Regions from separate parts of the Homo sapiens genome. Here all the other regions are linked to region 1. A link is a contact called in ENCODE Hi-C or POLR2A ChIA-PET data. All regions are on one chromosome and are shown on one strand. Each heading gives the region's core, a stretch centred on a gene start or an enhancer-like site at or near the end of the contact. The rest is flanking DNA. Distances are from core to core; before and after follow the strand shown.

Region 1 (4,365 bases), core at 767-3,266:
TGATGCTGGCAGGTTGCCCCTGCTCGTCTTCAGCCCCAACATGGGAGCTCCCTGGAGAAGACAGGTGGAGATTCACTGCTGTCCACCCAGGTAAGGCAAGTCAGAACTGATGCGCCGGGATCCACAGCAGCCTGAGCTCCAAGCCCAACCAGCGCCCCCATTCCTGGGCCATGGTCCTTTTAAGGCCCTCAAAGACACTCCCCTTCTCAGGTAGAAAAAGCCTCCCCTCCCCTCACCTTCTAAAATCGTATGTCTTGTGCTGAATGAAATAGGCGCTTGGCAGACACAGGTTCAGAAGCATGGACCAGCATTACACAGGCATGGATTCTGGAAAGATGGACCCCTGGACACCACACCACCCTCTGGCCATCGCTGACTGTCTACAGGAACAAAATAGTCACAGAAAGAATGCTTTGCCTCCACAATTGTCGCAGCACCAAGATGAAGGCCAGAGGTGCCGTTTTACTCCTCAGATCTGATGCTGCAAAAGTCTCTGCGATTTCAGCAGCCCCCTTGCTTCTCTGTCCCTCCTCAGAGTCCTGGGTGCTGTTCCTGCAACCCACCAGTGATGGGTGAAGCCACCCTGACTAGCCAGGAGAACCTCAGGGGCATCCCCTTCCTTAACACCTGAAGGAAACGGCTCCTAACGCTGTGTGATGCTTCCTCCCTGCTGGGCTGTCAAACTGCAAATCTTTAGCCTTTTCTCCCCTCTGAGGTGAGCAAAGGCCAGCGACATCCTAATGCACGCAGGGGTGTGGGCAGGGTCCTCAGAGCATCTTACATCCAAACTAAGTTGTAACAGTTGGGGTTCTGCGTCATATGCCGAGGCAACTCACAGGCCTGTGGGAGACCCCGGGCGTCCTCAAAGGAGGGGTGTGGTGGAGGAAGGGTCATTTCTGGGCTCAGATCTTCACCTGGTTAGCCCCAGGTCTAATAAAGATATTTGAATTCATAGGTCTTATGCATTAGTTTAGCAAAAAGTCTGGTTTCTGGTACCCAAAGAGCTTAAAGTCCCCTTCGAAACGGGCATACAGGCGTCGGATGTCTCGTTTGCTGATGCCCAGGAAATAGTGCTCCACCTTGGTTCTGTTATACACGGTAATGCCCGGAGGGATAGTCGGGTATGACACCAGGTGGTCAATGCCAGCCTCTTTTAAGATGTATGGGGCATCGTCCTCCAGGGTCTCGTGGTGTCCAATCACACTGTACATTATCTCACAGGGAGCACAGAGCTCTACATACGTCACCCAGTGAATGATGTGGTCCCCAAACTGAAGGTCTAGCCATCTGTGGTTCGGATCGCCGAGGTAGCGCACGAAATCTTCAAACTGGATCCCCCGGGTCTCTGTCCGGTTCCTCCTGTATTTTCTGATGATGCCAGGAGCAATCTCATGCCTGTACCAAGGCTCAAACCGGGGATTGTGAACAAATTTATCCTTAAATGCAGAAATAAGTCTTTCGAAGGGATCTCTTACAATAAAAAACTTGAAGTATGTTTTCAATCTAAGGAAAAAAACGAACAAGAGGTTAACTTGATGCCACAGGAGGTCACAGCTGAGGGGGCGGGAGAGGGAAGAATGAGCGGAGTGCAGCACTGTGTATGGGACCCTCACGTGCCGAGGCTGCCATGAATGCATTCCACACGTCTCTTAATCTACTCCAAGATCCTGTGGATTAATCCTGTTATTACCACACTTTGCAGGTGAGAAAACAGAGGCTTGGAAAACCTTACCTGTCCAAGGCCACAGTACTCATTGTAGGCAGTCACTGTGAAGACATCTATTTAATCTACCTTCTGTTTTACTTGAATGATTCAAAACTTCAAGAATGTTTACAAATTTTGTTCCTGGGCAGAAAATCATAAGGGCAGGAACTCTGAGTCAGGAATAGATGGTGCCAGGGAAAGTTACTTTAAGGGCATATTTTTAAAAGTTCAATTCAAATTGCCAGGGGAAGGGGGGCAAGAGAAAACAGAGAGTCAGGCTTCACGCTCCAGAGGGCAGGAGCAGGTCTGGGTGAGCTGCAAGCGGGCGGCAGCAGAGCATGGCCCTGGGGAGGAGGGCCGGCAGCAGTGACGATGACAAAGACGATGACAACAGTGACATCACAGAACACGGTGTGATTACGACAGGCCAGAAACTGCTCTCTGTGCTTTGCCGTGTCTTCACTCACTGAGTCTCACAAAAGCCCCATGAGTGCTCAGGGCAACAGCAGGACACTCCTCACCAGGAGCATCTCTGGTAAGGGTTGTAAGGATGGGCAGGTGCCATGCAGGTCAGGCGCCATGCAAGGCAGGTGGCTGCAGACCCAGGAGGCAAAATCCAGCTGGTGACCTGACGTGAGCCGCTGCTTTTGCATCCTCACTCCTTTTCAGCCTTGCTCTCCTGGGCCACCTGAGAGCTACTACATGAGAACTTTCTCATCTATTAGCTAAGGACTCCATCTTCTTTTTTTTTTTTTTTGAGACAGAGTCTTGCTCTGTCGCCCCAGCTAGAGTACGGTGGCCAGATCTTGGCTCACTGCAACCCTTGCCTCCAGGGTTCAAGCGATTCTCCTGCTTCAGCCTCCTGAGTAGCTAGGACTACACGTGTGTGCCACCACAGCGGGCTATTTTTTTTTTTTTAGTAGAAACGGGGTTTCTGTCAGTCACACTTGTCTTGAACTCCTGACTTCAAATGATCCGCCCACCTCGGCCTCCCAAAGTGCTGGTATTACAGGCATGAGCCACTGCGCCCAGCCTGGACTCCGTCCTTGCTGCGATCAGGGGTTCCGTCTCTCTACCCTGCCCATGCTGGATGCAGCCCACACAACCACTGCAGGGGCAGCTCCCACAGCAGTGGGCACAATGCCTCTGGGAGAATCAAATACTCAGTGAGATCTCTGCAATCCAAATCCCTTTCTTATAAAGAAAAGATCATATTCAGCAAGCAATCTATAAAACTTTACCAAAGCAGAACAAAGTTGCCTGCTAATTTCTATTAACAAAATGATGTCACCTTCATGTTAATGGACTGTGTGAAGGTAAGGCTGGAAATTCTCAGAAGGAACTGAGAGTTTTGAGGCGCCGAATGGGGGGTGTAGCTTAGCTGCCTCTCACTGATGCAAACCGACAGCCCTCTGTGGTCCTCCGATCAATCTGCCAAGTACAGAACTCAGCCTGGGGTTTTCCCCAAATTTCTTCTCAGGTTTACAAAAACTCCCCCCTCCCCTTTGAGGAAGCTGTTCTCACCGCTTCTGAATTTCTGCATCACTGAAGGAAGAGAGCCGAGGAAGGCCGTTCTTCTCGTGGTCGTGCACCACGTTTTCGGGGATCTCCTCAATGGAAGAAAATGCTCCTGGGAAGTAAACGGAAAGGAAGGCAGGTTGGCTGCTCCAGTACGCCCCTTAGAGAAGGGCATGTCCTTACCTCATCTTTACCTTGGGCCTCATGTTCCCCACGTGTGCATGACAAGCCCACCCCCAATATCCAAGTTTAGGTCTTTGAATTTCAACTGCTTCTGCCAGCAGGATGAACGAGTGAAGAAAAGCTTCTGGGAATCCATAAGCCAACTAGAGGAAACTGATGATTTCAGGGAGGAGGGGGAGGGAGCAGGAGTGGAAATGCTGGCAGTGCCTACCCCTGGCAATGGACCTAACTGGGCTAAATCTGCCATTAGAGGAAGATCGCTGCATGCAAACAGAACTCCTAACACCAGCAACACTTACTCTACTCTGAGACTGGGGGAAAATGCCAGAGAAGCAGGACTTTGGAACGTCATGCTAACAGATGCCCGCAGCAGCTTCACAGCCCCATCCCATAGACAGGCTAAGCTCTCCAAGCACCACATGCCCCTGGCCCACAGTGGCTCTCAGGTACCCCAGCAGCATCCCAGGCTGGCAAAGAGCAAAGACCTTTTGATGCTGGAAAAATCTGACTAAGCTATGGGAGCTGTGATACATTTGAGACAGGAGTCAAAAGAGGACAAGGTATGTCGAGAAGGCAGGGCCGTGCCAACAGCCAGGGTCTGTCATCAGGGACCAGTGCAGGTCCAGGCTGCTGAATGGAACTTGGGCAGAGACCATCCTAGGGTTGGTGGCTGAGCAGGTTTTTCACTCTTTTCTCAATACAGACAAATGGAAATACACTGTCAGTATGCTGAGGTTTTCTCCAAGTTTCTGTAAGCCTTAATATCCATCTTTGTGTTAATCCGGTAGGGTTAAGATTGGAGTCCTGGCAGGGAAGAATCTCCCTGGGCCATCTGACCAGTGGACACAGTCTTGTCTGTTTTATTGATTCCTCCCCCGAGTGTTTAAAGCCCAGTCCAGAACTCTGCGGTACATGCTATGGATGGCTGTAAACTAGGCGTGGGGAGCACTGCTCTCAAG
Region 2 (4,365 bases), core at 872-3,371, 250 kb before region 1:
TGGGACACAGAATCTGGAGATGGTCAGATCCCAACGCTGCTATTTCCCTGCTCTGCACTCTTAGGCTACCTACCAATCTCTCCTCTAAAATAAGCATAATTGCAATGGCTCAGATACAATAACAAAATGTGTGTAAAATGCCGAGCACCACGTCTCACACCTGAGAGGCACTGAATGCATGTTATATACTATCATTTGGATGTCACCGTTCCATGTGCCTATTTCCTGGTTTGCTGTACAAGATGTGTATGAGTACATGTCATCAAGCCCACAGAGCTCCAGAACATGTTCCTCTCACAAGCAGGCCTCATAGGGAGGGGTGTTCTGTGCTGTTCCTCTTTCCTGCTCACTACTTGTCTGTAGCTACAGTGTAAGGACTGTAATGTCACTGCTCTGGCCTTAAGTGTCACCCCCCAAACCCATTTTACACACACCACCTCCCACCTTTCACCTTTCCCAAACTCTTACCATGTCCCTTCAAGTTTGATGGCTTAATTGTACAAAAGGTAGTGATGATGATGATGATGATGATGACAATGATAACAGCTGCTAATACTTACTGAGCCCTTTCAATGTTCCAGGCACTTGTCTAAGCACTTTACATGTATTAGCTTATTTAATTCTTAAGAGGAAGGGATTACTATCTACTATTGTACTTGTGTTACAGATGTGGGAACTCCGATGCAGAGATGTATAGTGACTTGCCTAAAACCATCATGTTAGAGTGGGAATTTAAACCTTGAAATCTGGAAAATAAGCAATGTATATATTTTTCTATTTTCTAAATGCAAATCAAATATACATATGCATAACACCACTAAACACTAAGTGCAGTTACGCCTAGAACAAGGGAATAGCAGTTGACAGAAACACAACCAAAACTAAGAATATTAAATGTCTGTATTACTTTCACTGTAATCACTTCACTTCAACAGTGAGATGGGATAGCCCTAGGTAAAGGAAGGTGCTCTTGTAGTTAGAACATTCTTAAATTTTGCACCAAGGAACACATGCTTTTAATAATGGCAGAGACAACATTTTTTGATGGATTATTTAGTTTGTACGATCAACATTCAAAGAATGAGTTTACCACCACTTTGTTATTGTAAACACTTGACCTTTAGCTACCTGAATGATCCCCTCTTTGAATAAAAGGAATTATGAAACACATGTGTAGACATATTTCATTTTTATATATGTGAGACTCGAATAGCAAGGAAATCACATATTAGGAAAAAAACCCCTTTGTCTTGCTATTAGTTCTCTTTGGTTTCAAAAATCTGGTCACTGTGTATATTGCATTATATCATATGTGTGTGTACATATATATACACACATAAACACACATACACACAATGTCATGTGTATAAATACATGATGTGTTTATGCACATACACAGACACACACACACAAATACACACATATACAATGTTCCATCCAAGAAATACAAATATAGTGCTGTTAGCCCCTAACAGTGAGGAGGTCATTATTCCAAGTCATTTCTGCAGAAGTGACGGTGGCCTTAGGTGGAACTGCCCATGATCTCTCCTTGCAAGCTCACTCACTGGGGCCATTGACTGGGATCCAGTCTGTGGCCATGTCATGGTTTCTATTTTTGAGGTTATAGCTAATGAGCAACATGAGGTTAAGACACACTTTTCATAAGGCCCCAGCCAGCATCATAAATATGTGTGTGAGCATGTTCACACTCAGGTTATGTCTTCTTTATGTGCACCCTCTACCACACACACACACACACATGCACACGCACACACACTGACGGCTTCAGTGACCAACTTTGGTCACATCCCATCTCTTCCTTCTCAATCCCTCTGGCTGTTCACCAGGGCCTGGACCATCTCGGTGAGGCTGACCAAGAATGCTCCCCCTGCCCTGACCAGCGGAGCATGGGCACAGCTACTTAGAGCGCCACCCTTCAGGACACAAAGTCGGGGCTACCTCTCTTCCAGGCAAGGCATCCTAGAGGGCCCGCACACCCTCCAGTTTGATCTTACCTCTCAGCTCCCGTTCCTTTTCTTTCTCTCCCCAGTAAGTCGTTGAACGTCTTTCTTCTGAGGCTGAGCGTGGAGCTCTCTTCTCGCTGGCGAGCTTTCTGAATGGCACTTTCTGTACAAACAGGAAGAGCATGTGTGGTCACAACCCAAGTGTGCAGGTGTTGATAGAGGATGTGAAAGTGTGGAGGCGAGTGACTAAACCAGATACCCAACCGGCCAACTCTCACTTGTGGCAGGGCCTGGTCTACCAGAAGGCTGGAAGCAGGAACCTGGACTCTACTCTGGGGAGACCAACTGACAAAAGCAGAGGATGGTGGCCCTGGAGGCCAAGGGAGAAGGTCTCTTTGACTCCTGTGCTTTCTAACCCTATGCAGACCCATAAAAGAATCCCAGGAACATTTTGGAATCTCTTAGATATATGATTATCAAGAATGTTGATTTCAATGGGCTGCTTAACTTGTCCAAAGCTCTGCTGGTTTCCCAGGCTGTCTGGGCCTCCAAGAGATCAGGACCAAAGGCTCATCCTGCATTGGAACTGTGACAAGTCTTCCAGACCTTTCTAGAACAAAGCTACACCAGGAAAGAAGAGTCTTAGGCAAGGAATCAGATGTCCTAAGGCTGCTCTACATGACCTACATGATGGGTGTTACCTCCTCATCTCCCATTCAGTCAACCCACGGGCACTGGACTTCCTGCCCGACACCCTTCCCTCTCCCCATTCATGCCTGGAATTATTTTCACTAATGACACCAGGGATTCACTAATGGATGCTTTTTCAGTTCCTGTCCTATTTGTCTCCACTGGCAGTGTTTGACTTCCCTGTAGTGTTGACCATTTCTTTCCTCCCAGAACTTCTGCCTGGGCCGCCATGACTCCATACTCTCCTGGTTTTTGTCAGGCGGTCTCTCACACTGGCAGGCTTCCATTCTTTGGTCTTAATTTTCGCCCTCCTGCAAGCTCCACTCTCCGCCTCATGGTTCCTGTTCTCCATGGGTGGCCTCTTCCCAGCTCCAGATGGAACTTGCCAAGCCCACATCCATAGCATCACACATTTCTGCTGTTCTCCTGGAACATCCCCCAGCACCTCCCGTCAGACTCGCCACAATGAAACCCTGCTCTGTCCTCTACCCCACTCATTACTTACCATGTGGCCTGTGAATTCCCTCCTGCCTTGTCCCAGCTTGCTCCTCAGGTCTCTACCCCCTTCTGAGTTTACCACCTTCTGATCTCTCACTTTGCCTCTGCTAATCTGGCTTCTTCAGGTTTGACCCTCCATTATCCTCATCCAAACAGGCCCGTCCTTATCCTGAGAATGGATACCTAGAAACTTCCCCACCCAGTCCTATCCCAAGCCCTGGGAAATTATCCCAGTATTGTCTGCCTCATGTCCCTGGCAAGGAGAAAACGTTTCTTTATCTTATACCCAAACCAGAAATGGGGAGGCTTCCCACGTTCTTCTCTTTGCTGAATACTCTTCAACCTTCCATCACCAAGCCCTGCCCATTCTACCTCTTCAGTCACTCCTCAGATCCTTCTTCCCGTCCGCATCTCCACAGCCACACCCTCCCTCCATTGCCTCTCATCACTGCCCTAATCCCCAAGGGGTACGTGCACCCAGGGCACACCAGACCGTTCACTGAAGGATGAGAAGAAAGGAATTGAATGTCTATCTACCCACACTTGTCTGGTTTTTGTATTTAATTAAGACTCACATACCATAAAATGAGCCGTTTTAAGATGGGGAATCCTGTGGCATTGAGTACACTCACAATGCTGTGCAGCCACCACCTCCATCGAGTTCCCAGACTTACATCTATTTTTACGTCATGTTTTTAGTGTTTACATTTTGTGTATGTTTCAAGGCATGCAATGTGTGAATACAGTTGTATTGTATATCATTTGTGAATAATCATACATCTGCTCAGAATAGGCGGCAAAGACTTTTTTGCTGAAGAAGATACAAAATTAGAAAAGTGGGGACACGTGACCTCCTAACTCATCTCTCACATGTCAGGCTCTAGAGTGTTTTCCAAACTGCCTCCAAATTTTCTCTGCAAAAGACTACAAAAATGATGACAGTACACTCCCCTCACCCCACGACCAGTCCTTAAACGCTTCAATGGCTCCCTGTCACCCACAGGAAAATCCCAAGGCTCCATCGCTGGGCAGGCGAGATGTTGGATTCAGTGGCCTCTGCCCACTCCCCAATACCATCTCTTGCCATCCTTGATACCACTTCCTTCCTCACCACCCAACAATCCCACCACCACTCATGGTTTCTTGAACTTTCAGGCTGCTTTATGTCACAGCTTTGCACATGCTATTTCCTCTTTCAGGGTGCCTTCACTTC
Region 3 (4,365 bases), core at 993-3,492, 190 kb after region 1:
AGCTGTCTTCTGTGCTTGGAGGGAAGGGTTGTGGGGAAAGGTTAAGCCGGTGCTAGGTAGCCACCCCCCCGCCCCCACTTTTTTTTTTTTTTTTTTGAGACAGGGTCTCCAGTTGCCCAGGCTGGAATGCAGTGGCATGATCTCATCTCACTGCAGCCTCAACTTCCCAAGTTCAAGCGATTCTCCCACCTCATCCTCCTGAGTAGCTGGGACTACAGGTGAGCACCACCATACCAGGCTAATTTTTTTTTTTTTTTTTTTTTTGTATTTTATGTTGAGACAGAGTTTCACCATGTTGCCTGCCTGGTCTCAAACTCCTGGGCTCAAGCGATCCACCCGCCTCAGCCTTCCAAAGTGCTGGGATTACAGTTGTGAGCCACTGTGCCCGGCTGGGGTAGCCCTTTCTTAAGTGATTGGTGGGAAATGGTTCCAGAAAATTGGGATAATAAATGATTGGGAATAGTGAAATTGATAGGATTGTATAATCAAATACTTCCTTCTTTTGTGGAGGAGAGAAAGGATGTGGATAGATGACATACACCTCCTTCATTGCACACCTAACTTCACCTTCTCACGCCCTGAGTCATTGCTTCTGCAGAGACCTACAGCTGAGCCGCTTCCTGGTGGTTCAGAAGGACTTCAGAAAGTTGCGCTGGGCTGGGCGAGGTGGCTGATGCCTGTAATCCCAGCACTTTGGGGGGCCAAGAGGGGCAGATCACCTGAGGATAGGAGTTTGAGACCAGCCTGGCCAACATGGTGAAACCCCAACTCTACTAAAAATACAAAAAATTAGCAGGGCATGGTGGCACAACGCCTGTAATCCCAGCTACTTGGGAGGCTGAGGCAGGAGAATCACTTAAACCCGGGAGGTGGAGGTTGCAGTGAGCCAAGCACACCACTGCACACTCCAGCCTAGGTGCCAGAGTGAGACTCTGTCTCAAAAAAAAAAAAAACAACAAAAAAAAAAAACAGTTCTGCTGGCTATGAAAGGCATCTATGAGAGAGATGGAAGGGCAATTTAGAAGGGTGTCCCTCTGTCATCAGGGAGGGCCAAAAGTTTTTTTTTTTTTTTTTTTGGCATTTATTACCTCCAGCTTTAAACTCAACCTTCTTATATAATCCCAAATATATATATATATATATATATATATTTTTTTTTTTTTGAGACGGAGTCTTGCTCTGTTGCCCAGGCTGGAGTGCAGTGGCGTGATCTTGGCTCACTGCAAACTCCGCCTCCTGGGTTCACACCATTCTCCTGCCTCAGCCTTCCGAGTAGCTGGGACTACAGGCGCCCTCCACCACGCCCCACTAATTTTTTTGTTGTTGTTGTATTTTTAGTAGAGATGGGGTTTCACCGTGTTAGCCAGGATGGTCTTGATCTCCTGACCTCGTGATCCACCAGTCTCGGCCTCCCAAAGTGCTGGGACTACAGGTGTGAGCCACCGCGCCCAGCCTATAATCCCAAATCTTGACCAACTACCTTTCAGGTATGGCAGGCAACAAGTGTTGTGACTGCAGCGCCTGCGTGAGAAACATGCTCCCATGAAAGGGGCCGGGTACAGTGACTCACACCTGTAATCCCAGCACCTTGGGAGGCCGAGGTGGGTGGATCACCTGAGGTCAGGAGTTCCAGGCCAGCCTGACCAACATGGTGAAACCCCATCTCTACTAAATACAAAAATTAGCTGGGCATGGTAGCGCCCTATAATTCCAGCTACTTGGGAGGCTGAGGCAGGAGAAGTGCTTGAACCTGGGAGGTGGAGATTGCAGCGAGCCAAGATTGCGCCACTGCACTCCAGCCTGGGCAACAAGAGTGAAATTTTGTCTCCAAAAAAAAAAAAAGAAAGTGCTTTTGTCCTGCTTACAGAAACCAGCTATTACTCACAGATATAACCTTAGAGACAGGTGGCTGTCAGTCTCAAGTGAAGATGTGCCTGTTTCCAAGTCCCCTCCCTCCCTCTCTGCTTTTGACCACATTCTCTACCCCATTCTTTGCTTCAGTAATCATCCGTCTTGATTTCCGCTTCTCCCTGGACATGGGGCCTTCAGGTAGTAACAGTGTTAGGGTCCTGTGGCAGAGAGTGCTGGTTGCCCACCAGTATCCAGGATTCTCCCCCTCTACTCCAGTGGCAATGGGACCCGCTGGAAGAGTAAACCCCGGCCTCTCTTGAGCTGTGGGTGGTTGGCTGGGAGTTCAGTTCTGGGCAAGCTGCTACTAGGAGGAACAGACAACTGTCATGTGCCCTTTGTGGGCTTAACCCCCTTCCTTCTACTTTCTGACGGAAGTGTGCATGCGACTGCAGCCTGCGTGGGCCGTGAGGTATTTATACATAGAGGCAAAGCAGTAAGGACAATATTCCCAAAGATGCTGTGGAGCCACTATATCCCAGCCCTTGACTGTCCTCTCTGGACTTCTGTCATTAGGAAAGACGTAACTTCCGTCTTGGTCTCTGTTAGTAGCAGCTGATGCATTTCCTGATAAAACCACCCGTCAAAGAAAACCTCAAACAAAACATTCATTCTAGCTTTCTACTGCCCGATGCTGAATTACTTGACATAACACAAGAGTACTCTGTATTCCCTGCCTCTAGCTGTCACCATTGCCTTTCAGTAACTTCATGGGCCCGGCTTTTGGACTTCCATTTCCAGCACTTGAGGAACACTAAAAAACCCACCTGATGATGACTCAAGCTGTTGGAGAAAACTTATTTTTAAATGTTATGTTCTTAACTGTTTCACTGAGTTGGTAAGAAAGGAAAACATTCTGAGAGGCCAAACACAAAGTGAAAGCAGAACTTCAGGAAGGTAAGGGGGCATTCAACTTTTCTCCCTAGGGATACAAACCAAATCTTAGTGATGCTGTGCTTCTATTAGGATGGACTTGTGGGGCCCAGGTGACAGGGGATTAGCGTGGGGAGTGCCTAAGTTGGGGGTCTGATTAGGAAGTCTCTGTGCAAACAGCTGGAATCCCAAAAGATTGCATTCAGTGTTAGGGGAAACTGGCACTAGCTGGAAGAGAACATAGTTGTCTCTGAGATGCCAACTACAAGCCTTCCCTCATGCAGGTTTGTAGTTCTAATTCTCATGCTACATCAGGTCTAAAATCCTCTCAAACCAGGTTCTCAAAGAGGCCCTAGGCTGGGCGCGGTGGTTCATGCCTGTAATCCTAGCACTTTGGGAGGCCGAGGAGGGTGGATCATCTGAGGTCAGGAGTTCCAGAACAGCCTGGCCAACATGGTGAAAACCTGTCTCTACTAAAAATATAAAATTAGCTGGGCGTGGTGGTGGGCGCCTGTAATCCCAGCTACTTGGGAGGCTGAAGCAGGAGAATCACTTGAACCTGGGAGGCAGAGGTTGCAGTCCAGCCTGGGCAACAAGAGCAAAACTCTGTCTAAAAAAAAAAAAAAAAAAAAAAAAAAAAGAGAAAGAAAGAAAGACATCCTAAGCTGGTAGTACCTCTTAGTTCACGGCCAAAGCAACTGCATATCTATGCTAGAGCACACCTTTGATTTAGCCTCAAATGCTCTCCACAGATAAAGCCCCAGCCGGGCACAGTAGCTCACGCCTGTAATCCCAGCACTTCGGGAGGCTGAGGCGGACGGATCACAAGGTCAGGAGATCAAGACCATCCTGGCTAACACGGTGAAACCCCGTTGCTACTAAAAAATACAAAAAATTAGCTGGGCGTGGTGGCGGGCACCTGTAATCCCAGCTACTTGGGAGGCTGAGGCAGGAGAATCACTTGAACCTGGGAGGCAGAGGTTGCAGTGAGCTGAGATTGCGCCATTGTACTCCATCTTGGGCAGCAAGAGCAAAACTCTGTCCCCCCTCCCCCCAAAAAAAGGCCGGGTGCGGTGGCTCACGCCTGTAATCCCAGCACTTTGGGAGGCCAAGGCGGGTGGATCACGAGGTCAGGAGATGGAGACCATCCCGGTTAACATGGTGAAACCCTGTCTCTACTAAAAATACAAAAAATTAGCCAGGCGTGGTGGCGGGCGCCTGTGGTCCCAACTGCTCCGGAGGCTGAGGTAGGAGAATGGCGTGAACCCGGGAGGCGGAGCTTGCAGTGAGCCGAGACTCCGTCTCAAAAAAAAAAAAAAAAGAAAAAGATGCCCTAAGCTGGTAGTACCTCTGAGCTCATAGCCAAAGCAACTGCGTATCTATGCTAGAACACACCTTTGATTTAGCCTCAAACTCTCTCCTAGAAGCTCCAAGAACATGAGCTTCTAGTAAAAATATCACAAACCCACAAAATCACAGGATGCCACAGATAAGGCATCCTGAATGAAAGCCAGCAGAAAACAGACAGCACAGCCAGACCTGCAAAGACAGGAGAGAGGAATTTTCAGACATAAAATATACGAT
Region 4 (4,365 bases), core at 585-3,084, 160 kb before region 1:
CAAGTTTTACCTTATGTGAGGCATCACCCTTGGAGTGATTGTAGAGGTGGCTGCCTGATTGGTTGGAGAAGACACCTGTCTGTGAAACAGAATTGTTCTTCAGCGCTCTCATCCAGCTAATATCATCCCTGTTGTGTCAAGGCAGCCAGAAAATGTCTTGGTTATGAGTTTTGAATATGGTAACAGACACGTAGCTGGGCTAATGGAGGCGCGTGATGGTACCGCTTGTCTGAAAGTCACTTACTCTCCGCTCTGAACTTTAGGGTGTGAATTTGCCACTTATTGCCTTCTGGCTATGTTTTGCTAACTAAAACATCGACTAAAAATGTGTGGATACTTCCCATGTATATATGCATTAAGGGGTGAGAAAAGTCAAGAAGCAGTGACTGGCCAGGAAGAGGAAACAAGGGCTAATCAAGATGTGCTCATTAAACTGCAATGACATATTGTTCCACTTATCAAATTGACCAACGTAAAAATGGGCTGATGAAGTTCAGCATTGGTGAGGGTATAGGAAGTAACTGGCACCCAGGTACATTGTTGGTGCAAGTGTAAATCAGTACACCTTCTTGGCTTGCAACCTAGCAATATCTACTGAAATGTTTAAAGTTCTAATCTTTTAACTCTGTATTTCTACTTCTAACATTTAAGCCTCTAAAGCCTCAAGAATGTTCCTTGGGGCTTTGTTTAAAGACTTTAAAGTATTAAAAACGTAAAAGTAACCCAAATGAACTCTGAAGAAGAAGATTAAATAAATGCTGGTACAGCCGAAAGATGAAATACCACACACGTCTTAAGAATGGGTTAGACCTTCCTGTCCCTACTGATATGTAAAGTGAAAAACGCAAGCTCCGAACTGCATTGGTGGTATGAGTCCACATCCAAAGTAATCAACAGCAACAGTAAGAGGGTTAGTATCAGTGTGAAAAAAGAAGACGGAGAATTATGCACCAATTTTTGGCAGCATGTCCCTAGAAATGAGATTACTTACATTCTTGTAAGGTTTGGAATTTTACATAACTTTGCACCATGTCATCAGAAGAAAAAGGCAGGGCACATCTTAGTGTAGGCTGAAACACATTTCCATTCAGTGGCTATCTGGAGGGGTTATTCATGAAATTTGTAAACATGTGGGCATTCAAAGTGATATTTCATAGAGGCTCTAAGAGACAAATTTCCCACATGAATAAACAAAGGAAGGTATGGGGAAGTCTATGTGGCAAAGTTTATTTAGATCCTCGAATCAAGAGTTGCAATTGGTTACGTGTCTTTGAACAACTAATTTGTAAGCTTCCCAGAGTCCTGGTTTTCTCATCTGCAACGTGTGGTTGGGCAAGGCAACCTTCTTAAGGACTTCTCCAGTTGAAATGGGCTCAGCCTGCAAGTAAGTGGAATTTAGGTAAATGATAATCCTAGCAATGGAAGGTGCTGCTCATGTCTGCTAGGACGAGTGCCTGAGAGCTAGCGGACTTCAAAGTCAGCTAAACAGACTTTCCCAGCTTAATGTAGCTAGGTGGCCTTTTCCCCTTCAGCACTTTCTCTCCTTCATCCCAGGTGGTCTGCTTCCCCATCTCTAGTTGACTGAAGAAATTAAAGAGAAAAAGAGAGAGAGAGCAAGACTGAGATGGAGAGCGTAAAGAAAATCAAATGTATTAGGAAGAAGAAAAGATGAATGGTGTGCGAACTGGGTCAGATAGGAGGGAGGGCAGTTAAAGATGAGTTACTGGAGGTGCAAGTCACACTAACAAAACTTTGAAAAACAAACGAAGGCCTGGTGAGGCGATGACTAACACAGCTATAGATCCGGGCATTGCAGGCCGTCCCAGAGGGCCGGCTTTACAACGTGGCCATTGATCCAGCCCAGGTGTGCACAGCCTCGGCCACTCTCATTTCCCCTTCCTGCCCACAGCCTCCCCGCTGCTCAGGAAGCTGTGCAGCCCTGGCTGTGCATGTAGAACTCAACCGCAGGTCAGGGAGCCTGGGGAGCTGGGGGCTCCAGGCCCTGTTCTCACTGTAAGAGCAGCTTTTGTGTCAAAGGCAAGTTCACAGCCGCTGAGTCTTCCGAGGCATTGCAGAGCTTACGCCTTTACCGCCAGCCGGTGCTAGGCCCAGGGAGAATGATGAAGTCGTCGAGGATATTAGAACCACCATAACGTATTTCCTGGGCATTTTGTGGCCTTACCTGCAGGTAGGTATGACGATAAGCACATCAAGCAGACGGGGAGGTCAGGTGACTTGTCCAAGTCACCCAGCCAGAAGTAACAGAGCCAAGACTCAAACCCAGATCCGCTCAGTTTCTCCTGCTCTGATATTGCTGCCTTTGATTTTTGCCTTTGGATCTTTCCAGACCTATCTCCCACCCCTTGCTCCATCCCACTGAGTGTGCCCCATGGCTTTCTTGTATGCTGCGGGCCTTCCAGCCAGAAAGCTGGACCTGGCAGTGAAGGTGTGGACACACCTTAACACATGGAGGTTAAAAGCCACGACAGTCGGGAGCTCACTGAAATGGCTTATTGCTGCCTCTCCTGGGCATAACTGCAATCTGGGTGAGATCCCAGGAGACCAAGCCAACTTTAAGATGCAAAGGGACAAGTCTCTAAGGGTTTTCAGATATTGGTGGGTGAAGGATAGGGAAAGAGCCCAGAGGGGCAGGGAGGAGAGGAGCGAGGGGAGAACGAGAGGCCTTCCACAGTCTCTCAATGTATCAGAGTCAGCTGTTGCCACAGCTGTTATGAGTTGAAGTGTGGCCCCCAAAATTCACAGATTGAAGTCCTAACTCCTGTACCTCAGAATGTGACCACATTTGGAAATAGGCCTGTTGAGATCACATTGGATTAGGATGGGCCCCTAATCCGTATGACTTTATACAAAGGGGAAATTTGGACACAGACCCACATACAGAGGGAATGCCGTGTGAACATGAAGACGGCTACCTACAAGCCAAAGAGAAGGGCCTGGAGCAGATTCTCCATCACAGCCCTCAGAAGGACACCTGCTGACGCCTTGGTCTCGGGCTTCCAGCCTGCAGAGCTGCAAGAGAACACCTCTCTGTAGTTTATGTTGCTCAGATTGTGGTACTTTGTAAAGGCAGCCTTAGCAAACGAATGCAATAGCTCATTTTCAAAGCCCTTCTCAGAGAAACCTATGCCATGGACAACAGTTCTCAGGTGTGAGAGAACTGTTAGGGCAAGATTCTAGATGGCTTCAGAATGATTTCTAATTATTACACATTATAATACGGCAAAGGCAGAGTTAGTGATTTCAGCTCAAAATCACCATGGCTTTTCTGTGACATTTCCCTCACTTCTCAGGAAACCTTCCAAGAACCATCCATGGAGAGTGGTGTTGTGCATTCTGTAGGAAGTACTTGTCTTTACTGACAGATTTCAAATAAGCACACAAACAAACACCTTGGGGAGAGGATACCCAAAGCACAAGGTCCCGAACTATTAGATGATAATTAGAATGAATGCATATTGATTACACTTAACCATGTTTTAGTCTTCTATATAATTGCCAATTGGAAAATCTATGCATCTGACAAAATGATCTAATTTTTCCACTTAGCATTCTTACATTTTTGTATCATACTGGGAAAGAATGTATCTGTAGAATATGGGCTTCAAAACAAATGGAATCAAACAAAGATGTTCTTTGTTTAAGGAACATATTCTAAATTAGGGCCATGAGAACATGCACAGTTTTGTGGCAATTTTGCAAAACATGGTTTACTTTGATGACTTGATAAAACCCTGCACTCTATCTACAGACATTTCTGATTTTTCTGTAATCAGATATGCATTTTGCTGGGTGGAAGTATAAACACAAATTCCTTTCTGTATGTTTTCTCATGTCACCCAGCAGCCAGCAGGCGGTGAGAAGGACATGAGCTCACCAAAGGTGAGGCTTGTGTTTAATTTGCTTCGTGCAGCACTAACATGGTACAGTGTGTCACACACACAGATGCTGAATATTTCATTCATTCATTCAACAAATGCACACTGCCCTCCCGTTGGCTGCGTTCAGCACTCAACGGTGAGGAATCCCACCGGGTAGACAAGCAACTCCTAGGAGGAAAGGAATGCAGCGCTATCTTCCCTCTCTAGGTAGACGTAGTCTAGATATGCGAACTTTCACAGCTTCACTTAAGATTATGGGAGGCAAAACTCAACAGGTCCGTTTTCTATTTGTTCTCTGGGGACCTGGAAGGTCTGAGTTGATGACAACTGTAAACGGTCAGGTCTTGTTGGGCCTCTCCTAAAAACCTTAGCCATGGAACAGAGAGGAAAGCTGTCGTACAGACTGTCTTTTCTAGTTTACTGCTTTTGACTAAAATAATAACATTCACTCTGACATAATGACTGC

The links. Hi-C counts contacts between places; a loop is a spot of excess contacts on that map. ChIA-PET counts read pairs that join two places held with the same protein, here RNA polymerase II (POLR2A). Pooled maps may share reads with other maps.
Region 2: a pooled map shows a loop between it and region 1 (15-fold over the local background). The contact joins the promoter of AFF3 here to the enhancer-like site in region 1. A Hi-C loop is called at or near these places in 11 of 37 single-sample maps with no recorded cell type and 4 of 50 pooled maps. POLR2A ChIA-PET finds 5 or more read pairs at or near these places in 1 of 52 experiments (activated B cell).
Region 3: a pooled map shows a loop between it and region 1 (6-fold over the local background). The contact joins two enhancer-like sites. A Hi-C loop is called at or near these places in 2 of 37 single-sample maps with no recorded cell type and 3 of 50 pooled maps. POLR2A ChIA-PET finds 5 or more read pairs at or near these places in 3 of 52 experiments (CD8-positive, alpha-beta T cell, activated B cell and activated CD4-positive, alpha-beta T cell).
Region 4: a loop to region 1 is called in a pooled map, with 5 times the contacts of the local background. The contact joins two enhancer-like sites. A Hi-C loop is called at or near these places in 7 of 37 single-sample maps with no recorded cell type and 6 of 50 pooled maps. POLR2A ChIA-PET finds 5 or more read pairs at or near these places in 2 of 52 experiments (GM12878 and activated B cell).

What each region holds. Positions count from the first base shown.
Region 1 is chr2:100,392,280-100,396,644 of GRCh38, forward strand. CHST10 (carbohydrate sulfotransferase 10) reads right to left here. Exons shown (of 7, transcript NM_004854.5): 6 at 3,230-3,335; 7 at 1-1,503. The coding sequence ends at 966. Among named protein-coding and RNA genes, the nearest start is that of CHST10, 23 kb to the right of the region's middle. RefSeq lists enhancers at 1,732-1,801, 2,372-2,481, 2,752-3,011, 3,182-3,441. Within about 2 kb of position 2,017, at least 3 of the 41 ENCODE cell types and tissues checked have a DNase peak (open chromatin) inside an H3K27ac peak, as active enhancers do.
Region 2 is chr2:100,140,469-100,144,833 of GRCh38, forward strand. It overlaps AFF3 (ALF transcription elongation factor 3), which reads right to left and starts at 2,122. Exons shown (of 25, transcript NM_001386135.1): 1 at 2,016-2,122.
Region 3 is chr2:100,578,614-100,582,978 of GRCh38, forward strand. No RefSeq gene overlaps it. Among named protein-coding and RNA genes, the nearest start is that of PDCL3, 18 kb to the left of the region's middle. Within about 2 kb of position 2,243, at least 12 of the 41 ENCODE cell types and tissues checked have a DNase peak (open chromatin) inside an H3K27ac peak, as active enhancers do.
Region 4 is chr2:100,233,362-100,237,726 of GRCh38, forward strand. All of the region lies in intron 1 of LINC01104 (long intergenic non-protein coding RNA 1104), which reads left to right. Among named protein-coding and RNA genes, the nearest start is that of LINC01104, 27 kb to the left of the region's middle. Within about 2 kb of position 1,835, at least 5 of the 41 ENCODE cell types and tissues checked have a DNase peak (open chromatin) inside an H3K27ac peak, as active enhancers do.